Regions from separate parts of the Mus musculus genome. Here region 1 is linked to region 2. Evidence: chromatin contacts called from ENCODE Hi-C or POLR2A ChIA-PET data. All regions are on one chromosome and are shown on one strand. The core of a region is the stretch at or near the end of the contact, and the rest is flanking DNA. Distances in the headings are between cores, read along the strand shown.

Evidence for each region. Hi-C counts contacts between places; a loop is a spot of excess contacts on that map. ChIA-PET counts read pairs that join two places held with the same protein, here RNA polymerase II (POLR2A).
Region 1: POLR2A ChIA-PET joins it to region 2 with 12 read pairs in embryonic stem cell. The contact joins the enhancer-like site here to the promoter of Eif2s2 in region 2. A Hi-C loop is called at or near these places in 1 of 37 maps with a recorded cell type or tissue (Patski). POLR2A ChIA-PET finds 5 or more read pairs at or near these places in 3 of 5 experiments (Patski and embryonic stem cell).

Annotation. Positions count from the first base shown.
Region 1 is chr2:155,048,911-155,051,610 of GRCm38, forward strand. a (nonagouti) reads left to right here. Exons shown (of 4, transcript NM_015770.3): 4 at 1,718-2,102. The coding sequence ends at 1,888. Among named protein-coding and RNA genes, the nearest start is that of Gm39965, 4.6 kb to the left of the region's middle. Within about 2 kb of position 1,306, at least 1 of the 3 ENCODE cell types and tissues checked has a DNase peak (open chromatin) inside an H3K27ac peak, as active enhancers do.
Region 2 is chr2:154,891,643-154,894,342 of GRCm38, forward strand. It overlaps Eif2s2 (eukaryotic translation initiation factor 2, subunit 2 (beta)), which reads right to left and starts at 1,264. Exons shown (of 9, transcript NM_026030.2): 1 at 1,048-1,264. The coding sequence starts at 1,062.

The DNA of each region.
Region 1 (2,700 bases), core at 56-2,555, 160 kb after region 2:
TCAAGGGCTGCTGGAGCTTTGCAGCAAATTCAACGACCACCTAAGCAAATTGAGATGCTCTCACAAAATGAATATTGTTAAATGAGGGGATATAGTGGGGTACTAAAGCTTGCCTGTAACACACAAAGCCCTGGGTTCAATTCCCACTATGGCAAATAATTAATAATTAATAATAAATACCATGTTAAAGTCAGCTGGATGTTAATATGTGCTAGAGGCTCCTTAACCCTTTAATACAGTTCCTTATGTTGTGGTGACTCCAACCTTAAAATTATTTTAATTACTACTTCATAACTGTGATTTTGTTACTGTTATGAATTATAATGCAAATATCTGTGTTTTCCGGTGGTCTTAGGCAACCCCTGTGAAAGGGTTATTAGGACCCCGTAGGGGTTCTTGACCCACAAGTTGAAACAGGCTACTAAAACACACTTTGTTAAAAGGCAGTTAGAATGCCTTGAAAAAAGCAATTAAGGACATGCTAGGACCAAACAGAGCCTTCCAAACCGAAACAGACAGAAAAAAGAATGCTTTCTCGCTGACTGAGGACCATTTCATGTTTTTGTACCTATACCTAAAATCATACTACGATAATACAGGTTCCTACACTCTGATAAATAGCAGATTGAGGCATTGTTGAAATGCACATACTATTCCTGTGTAGTGTGGCTCAATTAATTGGATCAACTATAACCAAAGCAGGGAGCACTGAACAAAATACATATACATGCTAGGTGCTGGCAATACAGCAGTAAACAAGAGATTATAGCTGTGTGGAGCTTACGTCTGAGTGGGGAAACCAGCCTTCAAGTAAATCAATAAAGAAATCTAAAGTCTTATATGATACATACTGTAAAGGAATTAAAGCATGGGGAAAGCCTAGAGAAGTAGCATTAAACAAAAAAAATTAGTAATCTAGAGCAATGTCCAGTAGAAACACAGTATAAGCCATAAATGTATAATTTTGTATTTTCTAATAGCTGCCTTAAAAGACTAACAATATTTAAAACTCGGTATAAAGTATTACTATTTCAACATCTAAAAATTTTTTTAAAGTTACTTTTGTGCAGTCTTTAAAATCTGGTAAATAGCTGTCACTGCACACATCAATTCCAACGCTAAATGTGGACCTAGTATTTATGTTTAACAGGAAAATATATGTTTACGTTACACTTAAATAGAAAACTCGGTTCCTCAGCACACAGGACCTGACTACCAGTGCTAGAATGTCTCTAGGCTATGGGGTAGCTAGCCCAAAGGACAGATGCCAAACACAGGAGTCCTCCAGGGCCAAAAGGAAGTTTGTTTCTCCCTAGAGAAATCACTGGGAGCCCTTAAGCGGACGATGAGGTCATAGGAAGGGCCTTCTTTGGCCACTGGAGGATGTTAACTCTAGAGGACAGGGTGGCTAAGGGAAAGAAGACAGTGAGTGGCCTAACCCAGGGGCAATGGATAACACGGATGGTGACAGGCTTCAAACCGGAAGGTTGTTTAAAATTGGGGCTAAGTGGGGCCTAAGAAAAGGGCCAGGTCAGAGCTAGGTAAGCTTGAAGATGAAGGCGATGTGCAGGTTGGGGTGGAGGGCAAGGACCCACTGGGATGCCCTGTGTGCATGAAAAAAAAGGGGGGCAGAGGTCTCTGGTCCTGGACCTCCACAGTACATGAGCATCGCAGGATGGCGTAGCCCGTTCAGTAGTCCTCAACGTCTCTCCTACAGAAAAAGGCTTCGATGAAGAAGGTGGCAAGGCCCCCGCCACCTTCGCCCTGCGTGGCCACCCGCGACAGCTGCAAGCCACCCGCACCCGCCTGCTGCGACCCGTGCGCCTCCTGCCAGTGCCGTTTCTTCGGCAGCGCCTGCACCTGTCGAGTACTCAACCCCAACTGCTGACGCAGCTTCTTCGCTGCGCGCGCAGCTTCGGGAACGGGTGATTGGGCGGGGCTTCAGGGTCCCGCGCTTCTAGGCTGAGGGGCGGGTCTCTGTGGGTGGGGCTTGTGGGTGGGCGTGGTCAGTGGTTGTGACTTGTGGGCGCTTTCAAAAAACCGGTTTTCTAGGAAACCTAGTGGAAGCTAAAATCAGAATACAATAATATTTTTAGGCTGCCGAGGAAGTGTGACTATTTCTTTTAAAAGCCGAAAGCTTCCGGCCGCTTTCCATTATAGAGTCTGGTCCTTGCGGATACCCCGCAGTCTGCGCACGCGCCAGCCACTCTTGCCCATAGGGAAACTACATAGCGCCTACAGCTGCTCGCGTGGTTGCTGTTGCTGCATCTTAGGGATGGGCACAATGTTGGCAGTTCCTTCCAGTCTGCCAGTGTCTAGGCTGCCTCCAAACTAAGGGAAAGAAGCCATTAGGGAACCACCTTCCAGTCTTTTCACCCATTCTCTTAAGCGGGAGCACAAAAATCTTAAGATGTTCAGAATTCCATTAGCAGTCTCAGCCGGGTGGGCGAGGGGAGGCGGGACCGTGCATTTGCAATGGCTTTCTAAATCCAAAAGGATTTGGGTTGAGGATTCCAGAACTTTTAAGAGGCTCTCAATCAAAGTCACCACCCAAACCCACTCCTCTTTTAGTCACAAGGGCACACGGATGTTTGGACCTGAGAGTTTTTCTTACGCCAGGCAGTAGTCCCAGCCTTTTTTTTTTTAATTCTAAAAATCTTGAGCTTAGACTCCCAAAGACACAAAATTTTAGATAGCCTT
Region 2 (2,700 bases), core at 14-2,513:
CCATAAACTAACCAGCATCTACTTCAACCAAACTAGTGAATACTTCACTTTCTATGCACTTTCTCCCTTCTTGACCATAAACGCCTTGTGATCAGTTTTCTCATTGGTTGAGAAAATTCTGATCATTTCTAGAGCCCATTCAAAAGCCAACTCTGCACAGAACCTTCAACTATTCCTCTTACCCCTCCCCTAGGCCTGTAAGTCAAGTAAGTCACAAATTCTTCGTAAAGTACTTCCTTGGGGCTAGGATTAGGCTTCTAGGCCCAATGCTAAGCAATATCTAAGCCAAGACCACTCTTTTTTCTTTAAAGTCATTTAATGGTATGTGAACTAGGATAAATCTGGAAAAGGCAAAACCCAAAAAGATTTAAAAGAAAAAAAAAAGACACAATAAAACGGGGGACGGGGCTTGAAAAATTCTGAGATCCAAACCCAGTCAGTTTCACAGCCGGACCTTCCTGCTCACCTCGCCTGTAAAGGAAACTTTGGGACTCGGGCCCGAAAACTTTTCTCGAAAGGTGGTCACTTCCTGAGACTTAAAATATCTTCTCCTCTGGCTCTTTGGGTTCCTGTCTTAAGAAATAAGGCCTCGAGCGGGAAACGGGAGCGAGATATCCGCCCGGAAAAGGCAGCCTACAAAGTTTTAACCTCGGTGCTCCACCGGAACCGAGAGGGGCCTCGCAGGGCACCCTGACCCCTCAGCCGTGAGAGCCGAGGCGGCTATGTGTGTGAGGAAAGGAATGCCGGGGCGGCCGGGCAAACTAACTCGGCATTCAACCCCTTTCCGAGAGGACGGCTCAACACGCTCTCCATTCCGAAACGCCGATCACCGTGGGAGACAGGCCTCGCCGCCGCCCTGAGGAGAGCCGAGGGAGACCAAGTCTGAGGATCCAGAGTCCTCGCCGGCTCCACAGCTCCGGGACGCCTAGGCCGGGCTGCTCCACATGGCGGCCGGCTACAGCTAGGCCGCAGGCCCGGCTTCTCACACAGGTGTGGGTTCGGCTTCCTGCCTCAGTCCTTAGCCCTAACTCCAGCTCAGCCTCTCACCTCGTCCCCGGACATGGCTGTAGTTCGAGCGGGTTCGGCAGGGATGAAAAGTCAAACCGGTCGGCTTCACGGCCCGGAGTCAGCGTAGCTCCCACCGATACTTCTCACAGCACCGCACTAGGCTCTTGCATCAGCGAAAGGGAGCGACACCCCGCCCTCCTCTCAAACGTTGGAAGTGCGCCTGCGCAGAGCTCGCCAAAGCGCAGGCGTACAGTAAAGCCAACCTTACGTGCTTCTCGTGGCGCGAGTTATTCGGCGACTCCCCGGCGCCGGGCATACTGGGACTTGTAGTTTGGCTAGAAAAGACCGGCGCTTGTGCGCTTCGGGAGTTTCGAGGGCGTGCACGACTGTTTTAAACATGTCAGGATGTTCGGGTTCTTGTGCTGCTGGTTACCTAAGAGGTTCGAAAAGTGCTGTGTTGCTTGTAAAGTGAATTTGGGGCCATTTTTCAGGTTTAACTTAGTGGAAACCCTAATATGAACCCGTGGAGCTGAGTTCACGCTTTCCCCTAGAATCGGTCTAGTATTCGAGGAATGCACCTCAGTAGAAGCGTTTCACTTCGTGAGAAGTTTAACCTTCTAGCTTTTTACTTCAGAAGATTCTTCCCTGGTTTTCCATAGTTAGACCGAGGAACGAAGCCGTCCTCTGAGGAGAAACAGCCCAGCAAGCTACAGTCTGTCAGGAAGCTTCGAAATAGTCTTAACTAGCTCAATAAAGGGGCTATGTTGAGAAATGTGTAGAGTAGGTAATTAACTTGTTGACGAACTTCATACCATATAAGTAAAGACACTACAACGTCCTAGGCGATATAATCATCTGGGACTATTAATTATGTGTCCTTTTTTGACTAAAGCTTCCTTATATGGTACATGACTCCTTGTTTATGGAGTCTTTGCTAGACAATTCTGGATGTATCATCTATTTTCCCTGGGGAGATACAGCTGCCATTTAGGAAGGCCTCGGAGTATGCGCTTGTAGTTAAAAAACAAAACAACAAAAAAACACCTGTGTTTGTAACCACAGGGAACTGCAAAGCCCCACTGTTTGAAAGAATGCTCAGCTGGGGCGTCAGGTGATCCACTCAGGTGACTGAAGGGACTGCTCAAGTAAGTAGATGCTATCAGGAGATGAGAGTAATTATCAAGTTTTTAATGCTTCTTGCATAAAAAGAATCAAGTGAGGATTAATCTATGATTAGTGAAAAAAAGCCCTCACGTTAGAAGAGATGGGGAAAGTACTTAGTGATTTTTGTAGTTGGCAAAATGTTCTTCTTGATTGATTTTTGTATTCATACCTGATTACTGAGTTTGTCTTTGTTTTGGTCTACTGGAATTACAAAATGGTCTGTCTGAGCTGGGTGTGGTAGCACTTACCATCCTAGCTCTTGAGAAGTAGAGGCATGAATATCAGAATTTCATAACCAGCCTGGACTACATAAGATTTTATCTTTTTAAATTAATCAATTAATTGATTAATATACTTTACATCTTGACCACAGTTTCTTCTCCTCCCAGCCCCTACCCCCCATTCACTCATCCTCTATTTCTCTTCAGAAAGGGGAGGCCTTCCATTGATATCAACCTGCCCTGGCATGACTCGTTGCAGTAAGACCAGAGGCATCTTATCCTATTAAGGCTGGGTGAGGCAGCCCAC